2 separate regions of the Mus musculus genome follow, and region 1 is linked to region 2. Evidence: chromatin loops called from intact Hi-C (ENCODE). Cell type or tissue: heart. All regions are shown on one strand. Each heading gives the region's core, and the rest is flanking DNA. Links, peaks and the distances in the headings are about the cores only.

Region 1 (5,000 bases), core at 1-5,000, 110 kb before region 2:
AACACAGAGGTGGGGTCAGGCCAGGATGCACCTGCTTCTGAAGCAGCTTTTGCTTAGTCTGCGATCCTTGCTGTGGGTGGATAGCTGTTATTTCTTCTCCTTGCCAGCAGTTCTTGCCACACCTCTGCCTGGGATGCCGTCCAGGGTCACCTCCGGCTCAGGCTTTGCTCAGTGCATCTGGCCCCCAGCTGCTCCTTCCTGTACAGTGTCGTCTCCTCTTACACTGCTTTGTATGGGTATTGCATGATCTCAGGAAGCTCTCTGCGTTCATTCAGTGGATTTGGGGTATAGGGAAATTAGGAATAAGTAGTCCCCTGTTTATGAGTGAGGCCATCTAACTTTATTCTGACTTTGTCAGACTTATTGATTCTGAGGATCAGCATCTATTAATAATTCTACAAAGGTCCCTATAGACATTCCATTCCCTTTTTCCTGTTGGATCTTGATTAGCTACCGGTCTTGTTTTGTTCTTCCTGGCTCTTAAATGTCTTTTGCTTTGTGTTGTATTCTGCATTCTTTAATAGAGACATTTTTCAGCCAATGAATTTGTCTTCAGCTATATTCAAACAGCTATTTGTCTGTTTGGTTGTTTAGTACATATCAGGTAGTCTTAATATTTGTAATGGAAAAAAAGACAAAGTCCAGGAGGAAATACTTGAGACTCATATGCTTGACAATTAACCTATGCTAATTACTTATCACTAAAGATAAAGAACTCTGAAAACTCAGTAAGTTTTATTCGTGTTTTTATTTAAAATTTTTTATACATTTTTATCATGTATTTCTCCTCCCCAGCTCCTCCCAGATCCTACCCACCTAACTTTGTATTCTCTCTCTTAAACCTCTCTCTTAACAAATGGGGGAAAAACCCACAAAACAAACAAAAAATAATAAGACAAAAATGCCAAAGTGCAACATAAAGTTCACCAAAAAAAAAAAAAAAGTGGCATTTATTTTGTGTTTGGAGCATGACCTGCCCTGTAGAGCTGTTGATATACCCAGTGAGAGAAAACTGATTTTCCTTAGCCAGTGGGTATCAATTGTAAATAACTTCTTGGTTAGGGGAAATAACCCAGTTTTTAAGAATTGGGCATGGGTTCACCAAGGGAGATCCATGAATGCCTGGTTAAGCACATGGAATTGGGTTCAACATCATTAATGTTCAGGAAAATACAAACAAAATCATTTGAACATCCGATGCTAAAAGGTACACATAGCAAGCTTGATCTGGTGTGGAGAGGAGAGGCAGGAATCCGAACGCATTGCTGGGTGGGATGTGGATGCTGTAATCTGCAGAGCACTTGGCAACTTGGAACAGTTTATGTCAGTCTGCCATATAAACCACATCCTGCTCCTGAGAGAGAAGCCAGTCTCTGTGCAGACTTGTGTGTGAGTGGCTGCAGCAGCTGCTAGAGGCCATAGCCAAGACAGGCAAAGCCTGAGGGCAGATGCGAGCTTTGTGTTCCTTTTGTTGCCCAAGGCTCTGCCTTCTGGTGATTGTTCTCTTTGCTCAGTGAAGCTTTTCGAATGGAAAAACACCCATATGCATAAAATAAACTAATTAGAAATTTAAAATAAATATGTTTGATCTTGTATTTAGATGGTTACCATGAGTGTAGCTCTGGGTGTCCTATCAGCTATGATCTTGGAAACAGTCACTTGCTGGTACTTTGCTTATGGTTCTCATTAGAATCAACATTCACTGGGTTTTTGCAGCAGGGTCTTTTCTGTGGCCCTGGATATCCTAGAATGACTCATAGAGGTCTGCCTGCTGGGATTATAGGTATCCTCACCGTGCCTGGCACTGGCTAGCTCACATTTTCTCTCGTTACATATTTGTTTGCTTGTTTTATGTGAATGAGTGTTTTGCATGCATGAATGTCAGTACTCATGGAGGCCAGAAGAGGGCATCAGATCCTCTGGACCCAGAGTTATAGACAGTTGTGAGCCACCATGTGAGTGTTGGGAACTAAATCCAGGTCTTCTGCAAGAACAAGTGTTTACAATTTCTGAGCCATCTCTTCAGCTCCTCTTTTTGTTTCTTTTTTGTTGTGAACTATCCATACAGAAAAAAAATGTATAAAATGTACAATTTAAAGAATTACTCAGGACTAGAGAGCTGGCTCAGTGGTTAAGAGCACCGACTGTTCTTCTGAAGGGCCTGAGTTCAAATCCCAGCAACCACATGGTGGCTCACAACCATCTGTAATGAGATCTGATACCCTCTTCTAGTGGGTCTGAAGGTAACTACAGTGTACTTACATATAATAAGAAATCTTTAAAAAAAAAAGAATTACTCAGAGGCTGTTGGGATTACTGGTCAAATGTAGAATTTCTGAACTTATTCTTTTTAAACCAATCCTATGTTGTTTGTTTTAGCTTTGCAGACACTTAACACAGATGTTTAGTGAAGGTAACTTTTAAACTTCTGCTGAGATTTCACAGGTTGTTTTAGAGAAAGAAATATAAACAAAAAAGCAGTTGTATTAAAAATACAACAGAGGGCTGGTGAGGTGGCTCAGTGGTTAAGAGCACTGACTGCTCTTCCAGAGGTCTTGAGTTCAAATCCCAGCAACCACGTGGTGGCTCACAACCATGTGGAATGGAATGGAATCCAATGCCCTCTTGTGGTGTTTTTAATCCAGCAGAAGTAGAGCAAGGTTCCAAAGTAAGCTGTGGTGCAGTTAGCTGCATCAGAGTCCCCAGAGGGTGTGCAGTTAGCTGCATCAGAGTCCCCAGAGGTGGTGCAGTTAGCTGCATCAGAGTCCCCAGAGGTGGTGCAGTTAGTTAGCTGCATCAGAGTCCCCAGAGGGTGTGCAGTTAGCTGCATCAGAGTCCCCAGAGGTGGTGCAGATAGTTAGCTGCATCAGAGTCCCCAGAGATGGTGCAGTTAGCTGCATCAGAGTCCCCAGAGATGGTGCAGATAGTTAGCTGCATCAGAGTCCCCAGAGGTGGTGCAGTTAGTTAGCTGCATCAGAGTCCCCAGAGGTGGTGCAGTTAGTTAGCTGCATCAGAGTCCCCAGAGGTGGTGCAGTTAGTTAGCTGCATCAGAGTCCCCAGAGGTGGTGCAGTTAGTTAGCTGCATCAGAGTCCCCAGAGGTGGTGCAGTTAGTTAGCTGCATCAGAGTCCCCAGAGGTGGTGCAGATAGTTAGCTGCATCAGAGTCCCCAGAGGTGGTGCAGTTAGTTAGCTGCATCAGAGTCCCCAGAGGTGGTGCAGTTAGCTGCATCAGAGTCCCCAGAGGTGGTGCAGTTAGTTAGCTGCATCAGAGTCCCCAGAGGTGGTGCAGTTAGTTAGCTGCATCAGAGTCCCCAGAGGTGGTGCAGATAGTTAGCTGCATCAGAGTCCCCAGAGGTGGTGCAGTTAGTTAGCTGCATCAGTCATCAGAGGGTGTGAAGTTAGCTGCATCAGACTGGTGCCAGAGGTTGCAGGAGGGAGCAGGAGTGATCAGAGGCCTCCGGAGACAGTTAGAGGCCACTACACTGAGAGCTTAGATTAAATCTCTTTTTTGAGACAGTTCCTGTTACTGTCTAGGGGTCTTGATTGGGTTCATCTTCTCTGCCAGGTAAAGATTAAAAGAGAAAATTCTCAACCACGGCAGGGGCAGCAGGGGGCAGCAGGGGTAGCGGCTGATCTCAGACAGCAGACAGCAGACACGCTGAAAGAAAGGCTGTAAGGGGTGAACACACACACACACACACGCGCACACACACACACACACACACACACACACGTGCACACGCGCGCACACACACGCACACACACCCGCCCCCGAGTCTTTCCTGGAGGACTGAGGGTTCTAAGGGTCTCTGAAGGAGGTCTTCCTTCCTCAATTAGGGTTGTTGAGTTTGAACCATGACAGAGAGGCTGATGGGTCCATAGCTGTGGGGTAAAGATCTGACCTTGAACTTGCAGGACCGACCAGTCCATAGTCAGTACCCACAGGAAGTTCACCATCTTTACTATCTAACTCTTGCCCGCGCTGGACTGGCCAGCAGTAACGACGTTGCAACAGGATCCTTCTGCACACGTTTATTGGGAGAGCTTGATTGCAGAGGCGAAGAGACCCTGAGCCCAGAGCTGGTGCTGCTTATATAGGCCTAGGAGAGGCGTGTCTCACACCCGGATTGGTTATGCACTACGCCTCATTTGCATGTTCCTCATCTGATTGGCTACTCTCTCTCTGTACCTCACAGAGCCTCATTATCATACCTCATTTGCATGTCTCACATCTGATTGGTTATACTCTCAAAACCTCATTATCATGCCCGGGCAAGGCAGTGTCTTTGCAAAAAACTTTACTGCATATGTACACATTGGTTGTTTGTCCAAACTTATGCGTGGTGGCCAGCAGTAGTCAGTGCCACTCTGCAACGGCACATGTGGCTTCCCACATCTAACTTGGTCCATCTCCCTATCTGTGAGACTATCAGGGAATCTTAATAGTCCTTCAGGAGTATGGGCGGTGGCTCTGCCTCAGCAACCATTAACTGTCAGTAACTCTTGCGGAAGAGTTACTGTAGTGACTGTGTAGTCTGGTGAACCCGTACCCATCCCTGACAGGCTGCTGACCGGCCACTCCCATGCAGCTCCTGTACAAGTAATCAGATCCACTGTGAGGCCAAGAGCTCAGCAGGCATGCCGTGTCCCGAGTCAGGATCCCATGGCACTCCTCTGTCCTCAGCTCTCACCGTCTGTGCTCACTGTTCATGATGTCCCTGAGCCTTGATCTGGGCGGCATAGATAGATATTTACAGCCAGGCATTCTGTTGTCACTTGTTCTCAGCATTGGGCCAATTATAACTCTCCACACAGCAGCACTGGCCTCCGGACATAAACCACGTATTTAGAAGGCAGTGTGATGGTCACAGGATGTCCAGCAGCCAGACAGCAGGATTAGCTCATCCTCCAGGGCCTGTGACTAACGTAAAACAGCAGGCCTCAGCTCCCTCCACAGAGCAGGCCTCAGCTCCCTCCTGTCAGAAAGCAGTTGATGGCCC
Region 2 (8,451 bases), core at 1,697-6,696:
TGGGTACAGGTTCCTAAAGGGGTGCTGCAGCCAGCTCTGTTGCTAAGCTGCCCCCTTTCACTCATAGCTGTGAACCCCACCCTGGTCCTGCTTGGATCGTGGGAGGAGCTACCTATTAAAAGACAAAGCTGGGGTGTCCTTTAACATCTGAAACTCCAGATTACTGCAATTCCCTTGGCTCTCTACCCTGTCGAGACCCCAGCTGCCAACTAAACCCAGGTCAAGCGCTCTACCACTGAGCTACCGTCCCAATTCACAAACACTCAAAGATCTTGGTTTCTCCCTGCCCAGCCACAGGTCATCCGGACCCATCTCTGTGATTCGGCTTTGGCCTGGAGAACCCACCCAGCACTCTGCAGATGTTGGACAGGGAGCACAGTCTCCGTCTCTGGTTATTCAGCACCCCTGCAGGCCTGTGACAATCCCCAGTGTGAGCTGCCCATGTGCCTACATCTTTACCCCAAGACAGGCTTCCCTTTCCTTCTACAGCTCCCAAATGTTCTCCAAGTGCAGCTGGAGACAGCTGAGGAACGATTTCTAGGTCCCATATATTAGGCTTGCTCACATACATGGTGCTTAGAGAAGAGAACCATGTACCACTTCTGGCTGGACTCAAACCAAGGGGGCCGGCTAGGACTACATGTGTATGCAAACTCTTTGCAGAAAGGCACTGGGAAGGGTTATAGGGACACATACTTGTAATCTCACAAACATCAGGAGTTCAAGGTTAACCTCGGCTACACAGCAAGTTCAAAGCCAACTGGGCTACATCAGACCTTGCCTCAAAAACAAAAGGAGAAAGGTGTGGGGTGGGATGAAGGCCCCAAACAGAGGCATACCTCTAGCTACTGTCTTCCCATCCAGGTTCCGACCTGTGCAGATAGAGAGGGCAGCCAAAGCCCACCTGCTCAGGGACTAGTCAGATTCCATGGGCCAGTTGAATGGTTCAACCTGCCTGGCCCTGGAAGACCAAACCAACCTCTGCAGAAGGTCGTAATAGATATTGCATAGGTAACCTCGGAGTTGGTTCTGCACAGGTTGAGATGGTACACACTGAGAAGATAGTGCCCATCAGAAAGCAGATGGGGGGTGGGGGGGGCCTGGCTTGGCCCGGCCCCAGGGAGGCCCAGTCCTCCAGCCCTCAGGATTCCCTCTGCACAACCTTCCCTCAGCAACCATGGTCAAGGCCTAGCCCCAGCGCTGATCCAGAGTCCCACACTCTCATTTCTCACGAGTGTCAGCCAGAGCAGGGAACATCGCCCCATTTTACAAATAGAGAAACTGAGGCTTCAAGCAGGACACCGGTGGAAAGGCTTCTACTCAGGTCCTGTGCCATGCTGCCCCAGGGAAGTAAGCCCGAAGCTTCCAGAGTTCTAGTCCAACTGGCCACTGGCAGCTTTTTCTCACCATCCAGCCATTCTGTTCCAAAGCTGCTGAGCACGCAGGCTGTTCCCACCCCACCCCACACAGGAAGCTCCTCTCCCTTCTCTGACCCAGCACCGCCCATCCTCCTAGCGCATGCCCAGAGCCCTCTTCTTGGCCTCCTCTGTGCTAATTATAGAATTATATAGACATGTCTCCTGGGGCTGCAGAGCCAAATGCCAAAATCCCCACAGCTGAGAACAGCAGCAGCCTTTCTCTCAGTTCTGGGGCAGAGGCTCACCACTGAGGGGAAGGGAGCAAAGGAAGGCTCACCCCCTCCTCATATTCCCTTCCTATTCTTTTGTTAAGTCAGGGTCCCACTATAGAGCCCTGGAACCCACTATGTAAACCAGGCTGGCCTCGAACTCACAGAGATCTACCTGCCTCTGCCTCCTGAGGGTGTACTGTATCTGTCTTTAACCTTACTTCCTATTCATTTGGGTGCACCCACACTCATGCTACATGGTACATGCAGAGGGAACTTGAAGTTCCTTCCTTCCACCGTGTGGGTCCTGGGAATGCAAGTTGTCAAGGCTTGGTGGCCAACACATTCGCCCACTGAGTCACTTACCAGCCCTCGATCCTGTTTAAAGTTGTTTATTATTTTCTGGGCAGGGTGTGGTTGCAACAACACAGGCAGAGCCTCTCTGGGGCTTACCACGTTGTCCCTGCCTTCTGGTAACATGGCCGGGTAGTGACCCTCAGATGGCCAGACCCTTGATGGTTCCCAAGCCCTTGGGATGACAGCTTAAGTATAATCACCTGCCTGTCCACAAAGACCTCTCTCCTCCCACATCCCACTACCCACGACACAAAGGCCACCCTGCCCCAGGCAGCTGCAGGATACAGCAGTTACACCTATTAGTCACGGGATCTTCTAGAGCACCCGCCCTTGTCACCTGCTATCCCTGCACGCTCTAGCCAGGCCCCATTTCCACAGCACTCAGTCTTGTAGCAAGCTGTGTAATCTATATCTACTGCATAGATCCCCGTCTTTCTCTTCCTTCCTCTCTCCTCTCTCCCCCATCATATCATATAATATGTTCACCAATGCTCTCCTGAACCTGTAGCAGTGACTCAGAGCCTGTCTGTCCCCTCGGCTTGCACCAGACAGCAGCCATGATCATGACCAGCCATGTTTGTAATAGCAGGGCTCTGGTTCCAAACTGCAGCTAGGCAGAGCCCCGAGACCCAAGGCCTGCCTTGGGACGATGAAGGACACCCAGGACTCTCCCAGCTCAGCTCAAAGGATGCCATGATCCACGGAATAAATGTCTGAGGACCCTGAAGGGTCCCCACATATGTTCTCTTTCACTATTGAGTGAGGGTCCAGGTGTGATAACAGCATCTGATATGTCTGTTAGTGGAATGAAGCGACAGAGAGCCATGGGTTAGGGACCCAGAGGATCCTAGCTCTGCCCTTGAAAGGTTGTTTCTTCATGACCATATGATCAGAGTCTGATGTCCACAGCCAGAGGTGTGTCCACGATGCTCTAACTAGATGGAACTAAGGCTAGCCACAGTGTGGGAGCTGGCAGTGTGCAGGTGGCACCAAGGCAGAGTGAACAGCACACTAGAACTAGGCTGCTACATGGCTGACCACGTGGAGAGGCTCGGAAGCTCGAAGGACATATGGGACACAATTTTCTGTTTGTTTGTTTGTTTGTTTGTTTGGTTGGTTGGTTGGTTTGATTTGGTTTTTCAAGACAGGGTTTCACTTCAGTTTCACTTCACAGCCCTGGATGCCCTGGAACTCACTTTTATAGACCAGGCTGGCCTCAAATTCACAAATCTACCTGCCTCTGCCTCCAGAATGCTGGGATTAAAGGCGTGAGCCACCACACCCAGCAGTGGGACACAATTTTTATTTTAAAAAAGCAAGTTTCCTTCACCTGGACTGTAACACACACACACACACACACACACACACACACACACACACACACACTCACATACACCCCACCCCCCCCCACACACACACTGCAGATGGTCTTCCCCAGAACAGCTCCTTGGTGCAGGTGCGGGGGGATGGGCAGGACAGAAGCAAAATGATGCCCTTTCCCAGAGCGTGTGCCAAACGCTCAGGCTTGCTTTCTGTTCCTCTTTTCACCCCCACGAGAGGCTGGCGCCTATTTCAGTGCCCAGCGCCTCCCTGGGTACCAGGGTGTTCTGGGGCAGCAGGGCTGTCAGCTGGACCCAGGAAGAGCCTCCTCTGGCCACCTCCTCGCTCTGTCTGACCAGCTCATCCTCCTCCAGCGGGAACCCTTGTACTTTTCCACGGAGGACTGACTCAGGACGAAGTGGAGCCAATTACAACAATCAATAATCAGCCGTTGGAAGCAACCAGAATGTTTCTAGGAGACCGGTCGATTCATTTTTTACAACATAAAAGTAAAAAAAATCCTTGGCAGATGCCCACAGTCAGTAGCAAGTTCCTTAGCAGACACAGGACCTAGGGTACAAGGACGAATGCCACTGAGGGCTAGGGTCTATCTTTTCTGATGGCTTAGAATAGTCTCGTGAGCACCCTAGCTCTTCTCAGTACCTCATGGGAAGCCCTCACACACACTGAGTACCACTGTGAGTTATGGTGGCCAGCTCCAAGCAGCTGTAAGCAGCTGTTTTCTTTCAACATGGGAGTGGGGGGGACAGGACTTGAGAACGCTGGGCTGTGAGGTCAGCCAGTCTCAGAAACTGGATCCTGTAGGGCTCCACATGTGTGAAGTCTCTAAAACATCGGATTCATAGGACAGGGGCACAATGAAGGGGGCTGCCAGGGCTGCATGAAGGCAGGGAAGTGGAATTTAGAAAGTGAACAAGTGCTGGAGATGGTGTCACATGATCTTGGAGTCATGTGACTCAGCAACATGCACTTGCTTAGTGCCTCTGAGCTGCATCTTTAGGTAGTGAGAGGAAACTGGGAAAGGCAGAAGGATCCAGGGTTCGAGGCTGGAGGCTTGTTTGTCACGGCAGTGCACACTTTTGACATTAGCACTTGGGAGGCAGAGACAGACCGATCTCCGCGAGTTTGAGGCCAGCCTGATCTGCATAGTGAGTTCTGGTACAATCAGGGCTATATCGTGCCACCCTGTCTCAAACAAACAAAAAAAGAATTCGGGCTGGCGAGATGGCTCAGTGGGTAAGAACACCCGACTGCTCTTCCAAAGGTCCAGAGTTCAAATCCCAGCAACCACATGGTGGCTCACAACCATCCGTAACAAGAACTGACGCCCTCTTCTGGAGTGTCTGAAGACAGCTACAGTGTACTTACATATAATAATAAATAAATCTTTGAAAAAAAAAAAAAAGAAAACCTTTTGGGCTGGTGAGATGGCTCAGTGGGTAAGAGCACCCGACTGCTCTTCCGAAGGTCTGAAGTTCAAATCCCAGCAACCACATGGTGGCTCACAACCATCCGTAACGAGATCTGATGCCCTCTTCTGGAGTGTCTGAAGACAGCTACAGTGTACTTACATATAATAAATAAATAAATAAAACAAATATGTATTTAAAAAAAAAAAAAAAAAGAATTCAAGGCTATCCTTGGTTATGAACTGTGTCACGGCCTGGACCATGTGAAACCTTGGTTTAAAAACAAAAGGTGCTAAGTGCTTAGAATCATTTTGTTTCCTACTTAAAAAAATAAATGTACAGCCGGGCATGGTGCCACACGCCTTTAATCCCAGCGCTCGGGAGGCAGAGGCAGGTGGATTTCTGAGTTTGAGGCCAGCCTGGTCTACAGAGTGAGTTCCAGGACAGCCAGGGCTACACAAAAAAAACCTCCTGTCTTGAAACAAACAAACAAACAAACAAATGTATTTATTAAGGCCAGGCGGTGGTGGCACAGGCCTTAATCTTGTCACAGGTCTTAATTTTGAGAGGCAGACGCAAGTGGATCACGGTGAGTTTGAGGCCACCCTGTGATTTCCAGGCCAGCTAAGCTACATACACAGTAAGATTCTGTCTCAAATAAATACAAAAGTTAAATTAAAAAAGAAAAAAAAAACTTGAAGGCTGGTTGTGGTGGCACACAGCTTTAATCACAGCACATAGGAGGCAGGTGCAGGTGGATTTCTGTGAGTTTGAGGCCACACAGAGAGTTCCTCCTGGAACAGCCAAGGCTACACAGAGAAACCCTGTCTTAAAGAAGAAGAAGAAGAAGAAGAAGAAGAAGAAGAAGAAGAAGAAGGAGGAGGAGGAGGAGGAGGAGGAGGAGGAGGAGGAGGAGGAGGAAGAGGAGGAAGAGGAGGAAGAGGAAGAAGAAGAAGAAGAAGAAGGAGGAGGAGGAGGAGGAGGAGGAGGAGGAGGAGGAGGAGGAAGAAGAAGAAGAAGGAAGAAGAAGAAGAAGGAAGAAGAAGAAGAAGAAGAAGAAGAAGAAGAAGAAGAAGAAGAAGAAGAAGAAGAAGAAGAAGAAGAAGAAGAAGAGGAGGAGAAAAAAAAAGCAGGCCTGAGCCCCCCTGCCTCAGCACAGGTGTGGAGGTGAGAGAACTTTCTGGAAGTCAGCACTGACACGGGGTCTGTCTGCTTGCCTTGCTGGCACTCTAGGCTTACTGGCCTGTAGGCTTCCGCCTGATCTCCTGCCTTCAACCCCTCTCAGCCTCCTTCGATCTCTGAGATGCTCCCCACCCACTCAGGCAAAAGGGATAAAGCATCAGGTTGGGTAGAGAAGCATTAGTGGAAAGGCCTTCCTCTGGGACAGCCGGAAAGGGCTATATAAGAGGGCGGTCCCTTGAAGAGGTAAGGCTGCTTGCAACTCCTAGCCTGAGGGCTTCCTGTGGTCAGACTGGTTTTCCGCCAGACTAGTGGGCAGATAATGGAAGTCCCCTGGGCATTTCCAGTGTCCTGCACATCTGGAGTTCCTTAAGGTCCTGCAGTAGCTAACGCATAGGCCAGACTCGGAGACTATAGACAAGAAGGTTATCCCAGAGCTGGAGAGATGGCTCATAAATTAAGAGCACTGACTGCTCTTTAAGAAAACCTGCGTTCCATTCCAGGCACCTACGTGGCCACTTACAATTGTCAGCAACTTCTGTTCCAAGGGATCCAATGCCCTCTTTTGGTTTCCACAGGCACCAGGCATGCACAGACAAACATGCAGGTAAAACAGCCATACATAAAATATTTTTTAAAGGTCACCTGGGTGCCAAGTACCTGGCAGGTTGCGGGTGACAGTGTGGGAGGCAGAAGGGAAGACAAGCCCTAGGGGACAGTGGTTTAATCCCTTCAGGGCTTTGCCAGTCTGGGGTGACGGGAAGGCACACCTTGGGTTAGGGGACAGTCTCACACAGGAGTAAAGGGGTAGAGAGGCTGCTGTCGCCCTGGTGTCTAGAGAAGAGATGCTGGGTATGGGTGAGCTACAAGCCCGAGAAAGGGGTACAGGCTGGACTTGACTGATTTGCCAAAAGTTTCAACTTCTTCCTCCAGAAATCATGGTCCTCGTGTGACAAATGCCACACTGGAGAAGCGAAGGCAGGAGGAAGAAGCATTTAGGCTAGCCTAAGGTTATATACGGAGTTCCAGAAGTCTGAGTACACAATGAAACTCTGTCTCAAAAAATATATATACATATACATATACATATACATATACATATACATATACATATACATATACATATACATATACATATACATATACATATACATATACATATACATATATATGAGGGGGGCTGGAGAGGTAAGAACACTCACTGAAGTTAAGAGCACTGACTGCTCTTCCAGAGGTCCTGAATTCAATTCCCAGCAACCACATGGTGGCTCACAACCACCATCTCTAATGGGATCTGATGCCCTCTTCTGGTGTGTCTGAAGACAGCTACAGTGTGCTCATATAAACAAACAAACAAACAAACAAACACACAAACAAATCTTTTTTTAAAAAAACAAAACAAAACTATGAGGGCCAGGCCTGGTAACACAAGCCTTTAATCCCAGCTCGTGGAAGGCAGAGGCAGGAGGATGTAAGTTGAAGGTCACTTCTGTCTACACAGTGAAAACTTGTCTCAATAAATAACTTATTTGTTAAAACGGGTGAGTGGTGGTACCTGAGGTGGTACCATATGGAATCTGCTGAGCCCACAGCCGAGTGAGGCTGGGATGAATGAGGGTAAGGGTGGGGCTGCCTGGCTTCCAGGAAAGACAGGAGATGGGCTGGGGGAGCTTCTGCTCACATCATCCACGGGGAGGTCTTTGCTGGAGGCTCAGAACAAAGGTGAGATGCTGCAGGTTCCAGGGACACCGGACAAGGGCAGTCCTGGCACTGTGGCAGAGATACATTGTTCTAAACAAACTGTTCACTCAAGCCACTCTCACTCACAGCAAGACTGAGCAGAAGGTGAAGTCCCGTGTGCACTCTGATTCCTCCCATGCATTGGCTCATTTGAAGCATCATCGGACCATGGGACACACAAGGGCCACTGGTGCTGAATATGCCCTGGATTTGCACAAATGCGTAAAGAAAGGTCACCAGCCAGGCGGTGATGGTGCACTCCTGGAGGCAGAGGCAGGTGGATCTCTGTGAGTTTGAGGGCAGCCTCCTCGTCTACAGAGTTTCAAGACAGCCAAGGCTACACAGAGAAACTCTGTCTCAAAAATCAAGAAAGAAACTCATCACTTCAGCATCATTTACAACTGTTTCCCTGCCTGAACATCTGTGCTCAGCTTGCTGACTCTGCCCTCCATCCTTGATCACCCTTCATCTTTGTGAGTGTGTGTGTGTGTGTGTGTGTGTGTGTGTGTGTGTGTGTGTGTGTGTGTGTGTGCTGACAGATTTGACCGATTGGTCCCAGGGCTTCACAGATCCTAGGAAGTACTTTACCCTGAGCTACACCCTCGGTGCAGTATTCCTGTCTGAAAACTCCTTCACCTCTCAGCTCCACCTCACCGTCCACCATGGTCACTGGAAGCACCAGGCTCACACCACTGGCTTGAAAACTCCTGGGAAAGCAAGGGCAGAAGAGAAGACCCTCTTCTCTCCTGGCTCCCTAGGGCTCTGAGCTGTTTCCAGTCTTGTACCCATCTTTGTAAG

Evidence for each region. Peaks named below come from ENCODE experiments on the same cell type or tissue, not always from the same donor. Only the 100,000 strongest peaks of a DNase experiment are listed, where the experiment ranks them.
Region 1: it touches region 2 in a loop (2.2-fold over the local background); 2 of 42 quality-filtered maps call a loop at or near these places.

What each region holds. Positions count from the first base shown.
Region 1 is chr12:111,848,320-111,853,319 of GRCm38, reverse strand. The region is part of intron 4 of Ppp1r13b (protein phosphatase 1, regulatory subunit 13B); the gene reads left to right. Among named protein-coding and RNA genes, the nearest start is that of Zfyve21, 37 kb to the right of the region's middle. In heart, for the core only: a CTCF peak has its summit at 1,897 (motif pointing right); DNase peaks (open chromatin) are centred at 119 and 4,719; H3K27ac peaks cover 571 bases.
Region 2 is chr12:111,739,312-111,747,762 of GRCm38, reverse strand. It overlaps a transcript of Coa8 not described here. Among named protein-coding and RNA genes, the nearest start is that of Klc1, 15 kb to the left of the region's middle. In heart, for the core only: no CTCF peak of the experiment used is centred there; DNase peaks (open chromatin) are centred at 3,572 and 4,052; H3K4me3 peaks cover 165 bases; H3K27ac peaks cover 821 bases.